Linked DNA regions of Homo sapiens: region 1 is linked to region 2. The links are chromatin loops, found by intact Hi-C in ENCODE. Cell type or tissue: chondrocyte. All regions are shown on one strand. Each heading gives the region's core, and the rest is flanking DNA. Links, peaks and the distances in the headings are about the cores only.

The links. A loop is a pair of places that touch in the nucleus more often than their neighbours do. Peaks named below come from ENCODE experiments on the same cell type or tissue, not always from the same donor. Only the 100,000 strongest peaks of a DNase experiment are listed, where the experiment ranks them.
Region 1: it touches region 2 in a loop (2.1-fold over the local background); 2 of 110 quality-filtered maps call a loop at or near these places.

What each region holds. Positions count from the first base shown.
Region 1 is chr11:70,647,696-70,656,020 of GRCh38, forward strand. All of the region lies in intron 17 of SHANK2 (SH3 and multiple ankyrin repeat domains 2), which reads right to left. Among named protein-coding and RNA genes, the nearest start is that of SHANK2-AS1, 25 kb to the left of the region's middle. RefSeq lists a silencer at 2,629-2,923. In chondrocyte, for the core only: no CTCF peak of the experiment used is centred there; no DNase peak of the experiment used is centred there.
Region 2 is chr11:70,579,531-70,587,855 of GRCh38, forward strand. The region is part of intron 17 of SHANK2 (SH3 and multiple ankyrin repeat domains 2); the gene reads right to left. Among named protein-coding and RNA genes, the nearest start is that of SHANK2-AS1, 43 kb to the right of the region's middle. RefSeq lists enhancers at 1-81, 3,081-3,583, 3,584-4,085, 4,086-4,588, 5,140-5,680. In chondrocyte, for the core only: no CTCF peak of the experiment used is centred there; DNase peaks (open chromatin) are centred at 61, 3,071, 3,761, 6,961 and 6 weaker places.

The DNA.
Region 1 (8,325 bases), core at 58-8,057, 68 kb after region 2:
CTGCTCAGCAGTTAAGCTTTTGTTGGATCTGAGCTCTGTCTTAACAAAAGGGGACAGGACCCCCTTCCCTCTGCGGTCCTTCTGCCCAGGCATGTGACGAAGGTGGTGAACTCAGCACTCACTGAACACCCGCCCATCCCACCCCGGATGGGGACTCTGGGGTGTGCATCAGCAGTTTCAAGAAACACAGAATGACCACCTGACCCAGCAATTCCACTCCTAGGTATGTACCCTAAGGAACTGAAAACGAAAACTGGTACAAAAACGTTTATGTCGACATTATTCACAACCATAAGTTAGAAACAGCCCAAGTGTCCCTGAACTAGTGAATGGATAAACTAATTGTGGTCTAACCACATGGTGGAACGTTATTCACCCACAAACAGAAGGTAGTACGGACACATGCTACCATACGGATGAACCTAAAGCACACGATGCTGAAAGAAGCCAGACAAAAGGTTGCCTAGAGCATGATTCTGTGGGTGGAAAATGCCCGGAACAGGCAGACCCAAGACCCAGAGGGGATGAGTATTTGCCTGGGGCTGGGAGGGAGATGGAGAGTGAGTGCTAATGGGTTTGATGGTAAATTTTATGGTCTGTGTATTTTACCACAATAAAAAAGACATACCCAAGTGAAAAAAAAAGTGTATAAACACATGACAAAATGTATTACTAACAGACACATATAAAGAAGTAAAATTCCACAAAGATAAGCCTTGTTATGCGGACACTGTCTCCTGGTGGCAGCATCCCTGGTTTTTTCTTTGGCTTCTCTGCATTACCAATTTTATTTGTGTCTGACATGATTTACTCGAAACACAGTGAAATAATGCTAATGTAAAAGCTGGCTATCAGGCAGATATGGGGGTAAAGTTTACTCAAAATTTCCTAGGACCAGGGGTACAATTCCCCCTGTAAACCCCTCAGGATTCCAGTGGGCCTGGGGAGAGAAGGCTGGCACCTTCCAGGGAAGGGCTGGCTTCTCACGCTCTCTCTGATGTAAATGAATCCACCCCTCCACCTCCATCAGCTTTTCAAGTTCAGGCCCTGATGGAGAGGGGGAAGGGGTTTGGGAGGAAGGAGACCCTTGTCCAAGACGGAAGTTCTATCCTGGCTGTGCTCTCCTCAGTGGTGCCTTCCTTTCCTTAAGGAATATTTATTGGTGGCCTGCCATGTGCTCGGCTCTGGGTGGTCCCTTATCTGATGGGGCATGTGCAGGAAGTGACTATGGCAGAGGGTTATGAGCGGGCATCACAGGCAACTTTCAGGGAGCAGATGCAGGAGGTGCCCTGGTAAAGCAGGTGGAGGAGGCAAAACTGTGGGCAAGTGTCTGGGGACAGGAGGGGTGTGGCACATTCCGGAGACCAGAGAGAGTGTCCAATGGCGACGTTCATCTCCTCACTGGCCTGGCACACGTGCCATCTCCCCTTCTCACCCATATAACCCACTCCTCCATCTGCAACCCCAGCCCTGAGGGTGCTGAAGGAGGTGCACATGCCCAGGACCGTCCCTGTCTATCTCCATGACCCCCTAGGTCCTGCCATGGAGACTGAACACAAAGGAGATGCATGGGAAAGTCTGCTCCATGGGACCCATCTGAAGATCCTGGGGAGAGGGAAGTAGAGAACTTGCTGGTGGGTGGTTGATTTCATGAGACCACAGCGGGGCTACCATTCTCAGGGCTCCACAGCATCAGCTCTAACTCCCCTTCTCATCCCACTCTGCTTACTGTTGGCGCACACACACCCTAATTCCCAGGGCTGACAAACTCCATCAATTAAAAGATCCTGTGGGGCACTTAGCACAGGGCCTTCCTCCAGTTCATTTGCCAGTCTAACCACTTGTATCATGAAACTCCCCACGAAAGGGCACCAAAGGCGAAGAGAAATCAGTACTAACAAGAGCCTGCTGAGAACACTGGGAGGTGGGCAGTGGGTGTATGGGAGGGAGGAGGGGGGCAGGTGGAGAGGACCCAGAGGCACCAATGGGTGCATCAGAGGACCTGGCGCCAGCAGCTTCCAACATGGAGATGTCAGCCCACTATGCCTCCTGCAGCCTTCGCTCCATGTAGCCTGGGGCTGGGTGTACAGCATCCACACACAGAAAAAGATGGCTGTTAAGATTACATCCCAATGATCTGGGACTTACCTGGAGCATCAGACAGACACAGTGCAAAAGAAACAAGCTTTGGAGTCAGCTTAGATTCAGACCTCCCTGGAGGGCCCTGGGCAGGCTTCTTAATCTCTCTGAACTGTGCTGCATGCTGGAGATGTAGCAGAGACCTGGTCAGCAAACTCTCTGACCCACAGGGAATGTTCCCTGAGGGAGGTGGATAGTAAGTCAGTCACCTAACACGGGAGATGTATGATTCCTATGGTCATGGAAGCACACGGTGTGAGTGTGAGAGTCAGGGCAACCTGAGGGTGCCAAGAGGGGCCTCTCTGAGAAGGCATCATGTGAGCTGAAACCTCAGTGGTGAGGGGAGTGGGGCTCAAAGCAGATGCAGATGGACATGGCAGGACATAGCAGATGCTCAACCATGTTGGCTCCTTGGCCCCTCCTTGTGGAAGAGATTTCTCCATCGAGTAGATGAGACTGTCACTAAGTAATGAGCCTCTATGCCCAGAAACTCCAAGGACACAGGGGACAGAAATGAAAGGTGCAGGGATGGAGGGAGGGGACATGCTGAGGGCTTTCTCCAGACTCCTGAGGAAGGCTGCATCCAATCCTCCCAGCTGTCTAGTTCAGCACCCTGCAGAGAGCCAGTGCCCTGGAGTGGTTCAGCACCCTGGAGAGAGACCATGCCACACAAGGGTTCAGCACCCTGGAGAGATCCAGCAATGCTCTTGCTCTGTGCAGCTGTACAGCCACACACATTTGTACCTACTTCACTAACAACCCAGGCCCCCACTAGACCAGCCGGTCATGCCCAGCTTCATAGCATCTGATCACTCCCCAAATCCACCTTGAACATTCCTGACCCCCTAAGCTTTTGCTCAAGACCTTCCTCCTCAGTTCTGCCTGCAAAAACCTCACTTACCCATCAAAGCCTGGAGCCAACACCATCTTTCATGAAGCCCTTTTCCTGATTTACTTTGGGGCCTTCACCACACTCTGCTTTTTGCCTACCCCTTCTAGACTGTGTGTTCCTCAAGGAACTGTGTCTGATTCACGTCTTTCTTCCAGCCCAGTACCTGGGAGGCAGAATGTATGCTTCAGAAATGAATGAGTGAAGCTTCAGAAGTAATTTTTACAATTGCCACCATTTGTTGAGAACTCATGATGCCAGAAACTGCTACATGCTTCACACACACTTTTATTTACAGTTCAAGAAACTGAGGCCAAGAAATGAGCAACCTGCCCAAGTTCACACAGTTAGGAAGAGGCAGAGCCTGGATTCAAACCTGGATCATATGGCACAGCCTGTGCCCTTGACCGCGGCTCCTCTCTGCCTCTCTCCAACCCTGTGTGCTGCCATCTGCCAGTCCCATGGCATCTGAGCACAGCAGCCATGGTCCCCTGAAGTGATTCTGAATCTTTTTATAGCCTGAAATTGAAATCACTGATGCTTCAAATTAGAACCCCAAAATGAACGAGCCAAGACTTCAGATTTGCAGTTGCCGAGCTGCCCGCATCCACCTTCTCAGCAAGATTCCTGGGCCACTCCTCAGCCCGAACCACCTGTTCCCAGTCAATATGGAGGACAAAGAGAACGACCTCCCCAGGCCCAGAAGGCCACATGCAGAAAAGGGATCCAACCTCCCCGCCATCCAGGGCTCCCCACAGAGCAGTGGCCTCTGTCTGGGAGAAGAAAGACCACAGTGCATTAAGCCTCAGAGAGCAGACCCCAATGCTGTTGGCCTCAGAGACTGAAGATCCCCAGTGCTATTAGCCTTAGAGAGTAAAGGCCCCCAATGCTATTACCCTTGGTCAATGGATCCTGACGACACGGTGAGAAGCCACTGAGCTGCCAGGACAGAAACACCCCACACTCAAGAGGGATGCAGGACAGACCCTGTTTGTCTTTGGTGTGAATGCAATGAAATATTGGCCTTGATGACCAAAGCACCAATGTGACCCTGGCTGAAGAATTCAGCAGTCACCCTGGGTTCCTGCTAACATCAGCTGGTGTTTGGTCTTTAACTTGGTTATTAAGTAGCCATTCAAAACCATCTAAATAAGAGTGGAAGAAATTTTGGGGATGGGGTGGAGAGTTCCTAGATTGGTCATCAGGTCCACCAGCAGGACATGTGACAAAGTCTCTCACAATACCCCAAAAGGAAAGCTAGAGAAATGTGAGCTGTGTGATGTGGCTGAACCACTAAACCCAAGGGATGCTGGCACCAGGCAAACCACAACAGGGCTCTGGCCTTGGCCCTGGGATTTGCTGCTAGAGGGCAAAGTGGGCATCAGGAATAGGAATTCCAAGGTGATCTAAAAGCCAGACCCATGCCAACAGAGAATTGTACAGGCTGGTAAGTGCTCTGGGAGCAGTGGTTTGAGCCAAAGGAGGAGATATGCCTGCCAGGGACTTTGGAGGCTGGCGGGTGGGGTGGGACAGGTACCTCTATTAGTGATGTTCCTCACAACAGAGGCACAAGGAAACCATGGCTCATGTACTCTTGGCTGGAAGTGTCCGACGTACTTGGCACATGGTGGGTGTGCCCTGTGACTGCTACATGCTTCAAATAATAGTGGTAACAAACATCAGTCATTATTATAATATTATTATCCCCGTTTGTTCAACTAATAGCCACTGGTTTCCTCTTCTGAGTCAGGCATCATTAATGATGATGAAAGACAAGATGATAATCAATGACAAATACTGACTGAGGCCGGGTGGGGTGCATGCATCTTTAGTCCCAGTACTTCAGGAGGCTGAGGTGGGAGGATCATTTGAGGCCAGGAGTTTGAGACCAGCCCAGGCAACAAAGCAAGACTCTGGCTCTATAAAAAAGTACAAAAGTTAGCTACGTATGGTGGTGCGTGCCTGTAGTCTGAACTACTTGGAAGGCTGAGGTGGGAGGATCTTTTGAACCCAGGAGCTCAAGGCTGCAGTGAGCTGTGATTGTGCCATGCACTCCAGCCTGGGCAACAGAGCAAGATCCTGTCTCTAAAAAAGAAAGTTGATTGAATGCCAGCCCTGTGCTCAGCGCCTCTGACCAGCAGTCCAGTGCTAAGAGCCCAGTTCAGCACAACCACCCATTTTATCAACACGAATACTGGGACCCAGCAAGCATAATGACTGATCATGCTGCATCTGGACTTCATTTTCTTTCCCTTTTCTCTTTTTTTGAGATGGAGTCTCGCTCTGTCACCCAGGCTGGAGTGCAGTGGAGCAATCTCGGCTCACTGCAAGCTCCGCCTCCCAGGTTCACACCATTCTCCTGCCCCAGCCTCCCGAGTAGCTGGGACTACAGGCGCCCACCACCACACCCGGCTAATTTTTTTGTATTTTTAGTAGAGACGGGGTTTCACCATGTTAGCCAGGATGGTCTCGATTTCCTGACCTCGTGATCCGCCTGCCTTGGCCTCCCAAAGTGCTGGGATTACAGGCGTGAGCCACTGCACCCGGCCTGGACTTCATTTTCTTTCCTCCAAGTAATATTTAACTCTGAAGCTGTGGGGATTGACCCTTGAGCAGCGAGCTCTAACAACTGTTCTTCACACCAGCTTGGTTGCAAAGTCAAACATGCTAGAGGCCACCTCACATTTCTCAAGTCCCATTTTAAAATACCAGCCCAAGAAACATATATATTTTTTTCAAGACAGAGTCTTGCTCTGTTGCCCAGGCTGGAGTGCAGTGGTGCGATCTCGGCTCACTGCAACCTCCCGCTCCCGGGTTCAAGTGATTCTCCTGCCTCAGCCTTCCAAAAAAAAAAAAAAAAAAAAAAGAAAGAAAATGAAGTCCATATTCAGCATGATCAGTCATTAGGCTTGCTGGGTCCCAGTATTCCTGTTGATAAATTGGGTGGTTGTGACAGTAGCAGAATCACCTGAGATGAACTGGGCTCTCAGCACTGGACTGCTAGTCAGAGGCGCTGAGCACAGAGCTGGCATTCAATCAACTGGGATTAACAGGCACATGCCACCATGCCCAGCTAATTTTTGTATTTTTAGTAGAGACAGGGTTTCACCATGTTGGCCATGCTGGTCTCGAACTCCTGACCTCAAGTGATCTGCCTGCCTTGGCCTCCCAAAGTGCTGGAATTACAGGCATAAGCCACCACACCCGGCCTTATGAGATACTCCCAGGGTCTCCGAGGAAAACACCAGGGCATCCCTCTTAGCATCCTGACTTAAATACAAACCACGAGTATAAAGAAGATCCACGCCCTCTCTCGTGCAAGTATTTAATACGAGGAAAATGTAATTAGCAAACTCGAGCACCACTTTTCAAGGATGAAGGATACTGCCACCTGCTTTAACTGCAAGGGAAAACCTATTTGCAGAAATTAACACAAAAATGAGATTGGCCACTTCAGGGCCAAGAAAACAATCACAAAAACCATAGGCGTCATCAGAGCCCTGCAGCAGGCGGGTAAGGAATGGCCCCGGGAAATTAATTAATGCCCAGGAAGGCTTTTTCCTCTGACAGCAAACAGCACTATCTGTGCCAAGGGGGCTGAACATTTGTCTCCTCTGTGAGATAACTTTCTTCTAAGACACAGTTTCCTATGTATGAAATGGATACTTTTCAAAATATGAATACTTCGATTCTAGGAAATCTGAGACAAACATCTGAAAGAAAGAGAAAATAACACAATCTCACCACCTAGGGGTTAATATTTCCTTTCCTTTTTGTTTTCTATTCTATGACTATACTGGGGAAAGATGGTATTAGATGATATTGTGCTGATCATTTTGATTCTGCCTTTCTCACTAAGTAGAATGTAACCTTTTCTGGTTGGTATTAAGAGCTCCTTGTAAACATCATTTTTAATGCTTTCTTATGAATTCACAACAGATGTCCATTGCCACTGAACCATTCTCCTATTAGCCCCGCCCCCTCCCTGCCCCAACTCCTTGTTTTTGCCACACTGTAATTGCTACCTGGTTTTGTTTTTGTTTTTTTTGTTTTTTTTTTTTTGAGACGGAGTTTTGCTCTGTCACCCAGGCTGGAGTGCAGTGGCGTGATCTCGGCTCACGGCAACGTCCGCCTCCCGGGTTCAAGCGATTCTCCTGCCTCAGCCTCCTGAGTAGCTGGGATTTCAGACACGCACCACCACGCCCAGCTAATTTTTTGTATTTTTAGTAGAGACGGGGTTTCATCATATTGGCCAGGCTGGTCTCGAACTCCTGACCTCAGGTGATCCACCCGTCTTGGCCTCCCAAAGTGCTGGGATTACAGGCGTGATTTCTACCTGTTTTTTAAAAAATTATTCCCTTAGCATGGATTCCTAGATGTAAAATTCCTGGTTCAGCTTTATGGCTCTTGTTACATACTACCACATTGATTGTGAAAACATTTATGGCAACTTAGGCTTTCCCCCAGCAACACATGAGTGCTGTCACCAGCAAGGAGTATAGTCACAAAAAAGTATTTGCTAATTTGAAAATAAAACAGTCACCGCACTGCTTTTCTTTTTACCTTTTGCCCATTTATACATAAAGCACATCAAAGTGTTGTTCAGGCATCTTTGAGCCATGACATTACAGAGTCAGACAATGTGGGTTGGAATTCCACCTTCTCCACTCACCAGCTACATGGCCATGTAGTTACTGCACCTATGTACCTCAGTTTCCCCATCTGTAAAATGGGGAGGAACACACATGCTATATGGATGACTGTGAGGGTTAAGCGGAGCACTGCAGGGCTTGTAGGGTTTGGAGATCCAGCTCAGCTGCTATAAACAAGGACACAGCCTTCTTGGGACATTTGTTGCAAATGTTGTTTGCCCTCTGCCTGCCTGCTGTTGAGTTGAACTGTAAGGATGTCTCAGTTACAGGATATTTTAGATCACAAAAGTCATTCAAGAAACAACATTTAGGTTGTCAAACAAGGGGTTTGTGGAAGACAGTCCTAGTCTTAAGACTAGGAGATTAACGCAGCACCTGCTTGTGTTTGGGTCGAGGAGACTTTAGTTGGCAGGCCACATCAAGAGGCTGGAATGTCAACTTGCACTGGGCCAGTGGGTCATCACCTTGCCTGCCTGTTGGGACCCCCGGCATCACCACTGCAGCTTTCATGGATGCCCAGCTCTCGCCTCATGATTCTGATTCAGGGCGTGTGGGCTGGAGACGAGGTTTCTATAACCCTCAGGTGACTGACGCCCAGCCAGGTTTCACTGAGTGAGACCTACAGTGAGCCCTGCATGACATCCA
Region 2 (8,325 bases), core at 59-8,058:
TCTCCCAGGCCTGGGCGGTGATGGCATGAATGTAAGACAGGCATGGATGGAGCTGGGCCCCAGGTGGTGTCTCCCGGGCCTGGGCCGGATCCCAGGACCCCCGGTGTCCCCGGGACCTGTCCTGTGCAGGTCAGCCTGCTGTGGTCAGCAAAGCCACGGCTGCAAGATGTCTACGCCCTAATCCCTGGGACCTGTGTGACCATAAGCCGCAAAAGGGACTTTGCAGATGTGATGAAGACCTGGAGATGGCCCTGATGTTCAGCGTCATCACAAGCGTCCTGATAAGTGGAGGAGGAGCCGGGAGGAGCAGAGCTGGAGAGGTGAGGATGGAAGCAGAAGTTGGAGGGATACGCTGTTGGCTGGAGATGGAGGACCACAAGCCAAGGAACACAGGCGGCCTCTAGAAGGTGGAAAAGGCAAGGAAACAGGCTCTCCTGGAGCCTCCAGCAGAAACCAGCCCTGACCACACCTTGACTTTAGGCCAGTGAGCCCTGCATTGGACTTCTGGCTTTCACAACGCTAAGATAATAAACACGTGTTGCTGGAAGCCACCAGGTTCGTGGTGACTTGCTGCCAATGCCTCAGCCACGGGAAGTGCACAGCTGACTTCTACAAGGCTGAGAACATCAGAAAGCCGTGGACATCCACCAGGCTGCTGCGAAGGGACACTTTGCAGACCAGCCCCTCCCTTTTGGTCATTAATAAACAGGGGCGTGGGGTGGCTGGGCTGAGGCACAGCGCAGCCTTACTGGCTACATTTTGCAACTGAAGACCCTGTAATGAGCCACAAGGTGAGAGCTCAGCCCTGTACCCCAAATGGCCCCAGTGTCCAGGGGGCCACCAGCAGGGTGTCTCTGAACATCCCTTTGTCACTGCAGACCGTGCCAGCCTCCAGAATGCTCAATCGCGTCCCTTACCCTCCTGCAGGATGAAATTGGACCGCCAATGAGCGGCGTGGGCCTGCAGCCTGGGCTGCTGGGGACCCGGCCTTGTCTGGGCAGTCTGGGTCTGCTCGGTGTTGCCAGAAGAAATTGTGGGCACCTGGTGGCACCCACGGGGGCTCAAGATGAAGGAGGAGGGAGTGGTGTTTTGCCAGGACCAAGGACAGCGCCGTGGCACTGGCTCAGCGGTTACAGGAGCCACTTCCTCCCACTCTTCAGGCCTGAGGCCGCTTCCCCGCTGCTGGCTGCCCAGCCAGAGCCAGGGCTGGGGCAGGCGGGAACAGCGAGGCCAGCAGGCCACGGGCCACATCTTCATGCCACCCTGAGACCACAAAGCCTGTGCTGCTCTCAAAGTCTGGAGCCAGTTTGGCTGGGGGGACCCTGGGGGGCTCACCTCCTGTTCCCTCTGTGGGTCCCAGGATGCTGCAGCACACACGTGTGGGTATACACCCCACACTCCTCTGTCACTCTGCCCTGACCTGGAGCCCACCAGGTCCAGGGGCTCTCAAAGTTCTGGCTCTTCCCCGTCATCAGCACCTAAGTGTTCGTCACTGCGAGGCCTTCTGAGGAGCCACCAGGGAGGGGGGATGCCAGATCTAGGGGCAAGAGGCACCTGGACCAAGAATAGATTAAGGTTCAGGGCACTCCCTTCTCCAGAAATCACCATGAGGATCTCCATCAGGGACGACGGCAAAAGTAAGTCTAGCGTTTGAAGGGCAAGGGAAGAAAAGCTCTTGTAGTCACTGAAATAAAACCACAAACCTGACTGGCTGTTCCAGTACCTTAGGAAAGGCCTCTGCCTTCCTCAAAGATGGCATCTTCCTATCTGAATGGTATATTTTGTGTTACATTAAGGTTGTTGGTGCTTCAGTTTTTGTTACTGTTTTTTTTTTACTTCTCACCAACACCATAACTCACTGTACTTTAAAGCTAGCTAGGCCAGGTACAGTGGCTCATGCCTGTAATCCCAGCCCTTTGGGAGGCTGAAGATGGCAGATCACTCGAGGTTGGGAGTTTGAGACCAGTCTGGCCAATATGGCGAAACCCCATCTCTACTAAAAATACAAAAATTAACCGGGCGTGGTGGCACGTGCCTGTAATCCCAGCTACTCGGGAGGCTGAGGCAGGAGAATCACTTGAACCCGGGAGGCGGAGGTTGCAATGAGCTGAGATCGTGCCACTGCACTCCAGCCTGGGTGACCGAGCGAGACTCTGTCAATCAATCAATCAATCAATCAATCAAGCTAGCTAGCTGAAGGCAAAGACTGAAGTTGGGGCCTGGTGCACACAGCAGCATTCCATGAGTATAGAGAGTCCAGCCCTGGAACTGGAGGAACTCACCCCAAGCCTCACTCTGCCAGCTCTGAGCTGTGTGAGCGGTATGGCCCCTGGGAAGCCACTTAATCTCTTTGGACTATGATTTAATGTCCTGTAGAGCAAAGCTCCTGATCTCCTCTCTTGGGCACACGAGGGTTGGGGCCGTAAATGTTTGCCAGCTCTGCCCCGAGCCTCATGCCCACAGAGGCCATCCTGCCTCCCCTAGGAGCTGCTGGTCAATGGGAGGGGACAGATCCCGGGCCAGGTCCAGTCTCCTTTCCCTGCCGAAGAGCTGAGGCCAGAGGAGGGGTTGGCCTGGGGAGACAGCAGACAGACCCAGGGCGGAGAGTCCAAGGTGCCATCAGTCAGAGAAGGCCTTGCAAAGAAAGCAGAGAGGGGCTCCACCCCAGGGGGCCAATGCCGCCATCCTCATGATGAGAAGGGGCCTGGCATTGGCACCAGCTGAAAGGACCACCTAACTGTCCCCACACATCCGGGGCCTCCAAGCCGCTAACTCTACTACTGCTGACTGAATGCCGTGGAGGCCGCCAGCCCCGGCCGGATCCAATTAGCTCATGCACACATCTGCAAGTGACGGGAGGGCTGGGTTGAGATGCTCTCTGCTAGGCCTGCTCGGCAGATGGGACCCACTCAGCTTCCCTGTGGAGTCCCTGAGCCAGTGTGTCCCTCTGAGCTCCCTATAGAGGCGGCAGGCAGCAGATATAAGCTCAGGTCCATATCTGACCAGTGCGTGCAGGCTAGGCAGCGGGAGGATACGCAAACCTCTCCCCTCGTTCACTGAGGGTGGCCCTGGAGCGATGGGCCTTCACAGGTCCTGGTGGGCACCCAGTCGGGTGTGGGGATGCAGGGTCTCACTTCCGATGCTGTCGGGGTCCCTGAAGGGGCCTTATCCCAGAGATGACAGCCGAAAACACAGCGTGTCACAGGCAGCATCTGTGTGTGCTATGGTGGTGTTCTAGAAGCTGGCGGAGCTTCAGAACCACCTGGGGGGCTTTAGACAAATGTAGACCCTGGGCCCTCTCCCTGGTGATCTGAGTCAGTCAGTCTGGGCTGGGGATGGGGGTGGGGTGTGCGTGTCTGATGAGCAGGACCCTCAGGTGTTGGTGAGGTCTGAGAAGCCCCAGGAATCACTGGCAGGGTCTGCTGTGCAGCTCACTCTCCTGAGGCTTGCAGCAGGCTCGTGGGGCCAGGGTGCTGCCCTGTGGCTGGGGGTGCAGCTCAGCACTCTGACAGCCACATGGAGCGGGGGACAGAGGGAAGATTGGGGGAGAATCTGCATGGTGCCTGGCCCTGGGGCAGGGGCACTGGGCTGTGGCTGAGAACATGTAAGGGAGTTACGGAGGCCAGAGCGGGGATGCCTTCATCTATCTACGGGCTCAGGTATGGCTCCAAAGATGGGGGATTCCCAGGCTGACTCCAGAAGGCCTAGCAGCATGTCCCCAACTGATGCAAGAGGTGGGAGGAGGCCTTGCTGGCAGAGGGAGCATGTGGCGAGAAGGTGACCTGGAGGGCAAGGGTACAGGGCCAGGATAGAGCCAGAAGATCCAGCCGCAGAACAGGGGCCAGCGTGTGGCAGCAGCATCCACAGTGCCCTGATCTTCGGGGCTGTGGCACAGGCAGAGGGAGTCCAGTCCTGCCCTGTGCCTACAGCACAGCAAGTGCTCGGTGAATACTGGCAGGTGCGATTTTCATGAGCTCTGATTCTTGCAAGGGGCTGGCTGACTTCTGGCTCCAAGGAGGGCAGTGCCAGGAAAGCGCAGCTAAATGCCAGCTGCCCAGATGGCACGGAAAACATGCACTCCGGGTCATCGAATCCCAAATTCACTGGGGTTGAGCCCCCTCCATCTTGAGTGGCTCAGGATAAAATCTGGAGCCTGTCCACTCCACGCTCACTGTCAGGAGCCTCCTAATGAACCATCGAGGCTGTGTGTCCCTTCTGCAGTCTTTTGTCCACCCAGTGGCCAGAACGATCCTCCGCAACCCAACAAGATCTCACCATCACCCCACGGTATAACGTCTGCGGGCTGCCCGCTCCTCACAGGTAAAAGCCAGCATGGCCCAGTGGCCCACAGGTTCCCACGGCCTGGCCCAGCCATGCCTCCCCTCTCTCCCTTGCCACTCTCTGCAGCTTGCTCAGCCCAGCTGCACAGCCCTCCTGCTTCCCTCTAACCTCTGGGCATGGCCTGACCACCGTGCATGACTCTGCAGCCACCGCGAGCATGCTCCTCAAGGTCTCATCCCCGGCCGACCCCCAGAGCCATTCAATTATCGGCCGTGATGGCTGCCTGTGACTCGGGTCTACCTGCCAGCGCTTTGGCTCCACTCTGCCCTTGGTTGGCCCCTGATGTGTCCCCAGCTCTGAGAGTGGGGCCTGGATCAAGGGCACACTTGCGGGTCTGGTGAGTCCGAAGGTAGGAGGTAGTTACTAAGCCAGGCATCCTGGCGCTCGAATCACATGCAGGGCTGAGTCTGTGTTCCGATCCCGTGTGACAGGCCTATCATCTGTGTCTTTTATTTTCTCTTTCTGATGCTCTGGCATCCAGGGTTTTGCTGACCCTGGAGGGATGGCCCCTCAAGAATCAGGCAATTCCTAGAGAAAGTAAACAGCTCACCTGAGAGCTGGATTTTCAAATGCTAACCAACTAAAACAGAGGCCACCCCACCCCTCCTCTATCCGGGTCCCATGCTCCCAGCCACTAACCCTGCCCCCATCACCCCAGGGCTGGGTACCGGACAGCCAGGGACAGGCCCTAGGCCCCAGAGCTCTGAAATGATTCCAGCTGCCAACGCTAAACCCACTTACACTGCCTACTTAGTCTGCTCCTTCCTGCAGAAATCATGGTAAAGCTCCTGTCCACATTTCCCCCCTCTCCCTCTGCCTCCTAATGGACCTTGTGCTTCCCTGAATGGCCCCCAAGGCATGGCCTCCCCTACCTCCTGGGAAGAGTGAGTTAGCAGCTGTCCCCCTGATCCGTTGGTCTCGCCATACCTGAATAATAATAAAACCTACATTTTAAAACACTGCGGTACACAGGACCTGCCTGACAAAGGATCCAGGAAAGCAAGTCCCTGAAGGCAATTGTTTTGTGTCATTCCACTACATGTTCTGAAAAGAGTGGCAGTGCTGGCACGGTCTGGTGCATGCTGGTGCCTGAGATCGTCAGCGGAGACGCAGAGGCCTAAGGGCTGGAGGACAAGCCCCTGAGCTCCGTGGCTACCACCCCAGGGGCTTGGATGCACTGGATTTTGTGTGTGGGGGCATGGTGAATACCGCCTCGCAGCCCCTCTGAGCTGGCACAGCTCAGGCCACAGCACGCCCACTCTGGCTCAAGGGAAATGGTGCCAGGCTCTGGGCCCTGGGAGACCGCCTGACTCGAGGGTGGGCTCCTGATCACAGGTGGTCCATCCACTGGCTGGCAGGGGCTAAAGCCAAGAGCTGATGCAAAGGGCACTGCCAATGGGGCAGGGATGACCAGTAGAGCCAGCTGGATGGGCTGATTTTTGAAGCAGAGAATTTGGGACCAGTGACAATAGAACAGACTGGCAGAGTGGGGCAGGGACAGCATGAGGGAGGAATGGGGAAGCAGCCAGTCGGTAAAGCTGCCCCAGGTCCTCACAGCTCTAAGTCCCAGGCCACACTGCCCTGCAATACTCTCCAATTTCACCTGGCATTTAACACAAATTGACCAGAATCATTCCCTGTTCTTTGTTCCTAATAAGGACAGGCTTGCTTTTATCCAGACATCCATTCATCCATCCACCCGCCCACCCACTCATTCATTCATCCATGTATTCACCCATCCATCCATCTCTCTTTTCATGTATCCATCTACCCATCTATCCCTCCATCCATTCATCCACCCACCCCACTACCCACTCATCTATCCATTTGCCTACCCATTCACCCACTCATTCGTCCATCCAACTAGCCATCCATCCATCCATCCATCCATGCATTCACCCATCCTCTATCCATCCATCCACTTAACTACCCAACCACTCATCTATCCATTTGCTCACCCACCCACCCACCCACCCATGCATTTGTCCATCCAATTAGCCATCCATCCATCCATGCATCCACCCATCCTCCCCCCATCCATCCATCCACCCATCCTTCATCCATTCCTCCATCCATCCATCCATCCAACAGCTATCTGAACTGTTTAATGACAACCTCCCATAGGGAGACAGCTGGGAAAAAGACCGATTCAACCCTGACCTTGTGGAGTTTGCAACCTGCAAGTGACAACTGAACAAGTAGCCACGAGTGTGGTGAAGTTTCTTGGAGAATCGCACAGGTGCCTGCCCTGGGTTGTGTAACATGGTGGAGGCTATTCTAATTAGGGGGAAGGTCAGGGAAGGCTTCTCTAGGATGTAACTGTCAGGACTGAATGTCGCCCAGGAGTCAGCAAGGGAGAGAGGAGTGCTTGAGGAAAGAGAGCTGTGAGGTGGGCAGTGGGGGCAGATCAGGAAGATGGGAATGGGGTGCCTCCTCAGGGACCCTCTGGAAGAATCTTTAAAAGCTGGGCACAAGGATCACTTGCGCCTTAGAAGGCTTGCTGGGGGCAGGAGGGGCAGGTGCGAATGAGGGAGGTTCTGGGGCCGGGGTCACCTATTGGCTTCTCTTAAGGCGTGGCCGGGGCTAGTGGCAAGGAGGGCCCCAAGGTGCTGCATAGCTTGTCACTCAGAGCTGGGCAGCCTGGACACACTACTCTTCACAGAGACCTCGGAAGCTAACTCCGAGGCGGCCCCTGCATGGCTGGCCAAGGGGCACATGCTGGGACGCAGACTCTCAGTACAGATCGCCAGCCTCTGGCACCGTTGCTGTGGAAACCAACTGGCAATGAGAAATTTAGCAATTTGAAAAAAGCATTTCCTTCCCTTATTTATATCTCTTGACCCTTATCCTAGGGGAATGGCGAGGGAAGCACGGCTCGCAGCTGGAGCCGGGAGTGGGCAGGTGTCTCGAGGGTACCGCTCCCCGGAACGGGGAAGGACACCAGTACCTCACCCCCCCAGAGTGGGCAGAGCCTAGAGACGCCATCCCAGAATACGTCACTCCTGGGAAAGATGAAAATAATGCAGAAAAGGCAAAGTCTCCCTCTTCCCTCCCCCACCTCACTCCTCTCCCAGAGACGACCTCAAACGTCACTCCGAAGATTGTTATTCGAGGTCATTCTCCATGCACCGCTGGGCACATGCAGGAATACAGACACATGCCAGTGCTCTTGTTGAACAAAATGGGGTCACACTCTAGCCCATGGCTCCTCTGCAGCCCACTCCCTTTGCTGAGGGCCTGTGTTGCTCTCCCGACCACAACACTAGGGTTGTTGCGTCACTTCCACTGCCGTACAGAGTTCCACGGCGAGCTGGGCCGGGCTTTATGAAAGCAGTTCTCTCAGATGTCCAGGGATGCCACGCCACATGAATCACCAAGAAATGAAGCAATGCACTTGCCAGTCCCTCCTCTAAATGCTTTCTCTAAAGGCAGCCTGGCCAACAGGACCCCTAACTAGACAGGCCCTAATGGGGCAGAGGGGAGAAGCGGGGAGAGCGATCTGGAGAAAGGAGCCTGTCGCGGCACCACGGGTACATCTGTAAACATGAGAGTCAGGGAAAAACGAAATTGGTCTGGGGCATTCTACGCAGCCATCAAAGGCATGGATGACAGTGCTTACCGACAGGAAAAAATATTCCCCACATGTTCAGAAAAAAAGGGTAGGTTACAAAATGGTATGGAACAGCGAGTCCGACATTCAGAGAAAAGGTATAAAAAAGATGCAGAGGCATATCTTGTTTTATTACCCCTTGCTTTATTGTGCTTTGGGGATACTGCATTTGTTACAAACTGAAGGTTTATGGCAACCCATTGTTGAGCACGTCCAGTTTTTTTTTTTTTTTTTTTTTTAAGAGATGGGGTCTTGCTCTGTCACCCAGGCTGGAGTACAGTGGCGAGATCACAGCTCACTGCAGCCTCAAACTCTTGGCCTCAAGTGAACCTCCCACCTTGGCCTCCCCAAGTGCTGGGATTCTGGGTGTGAGC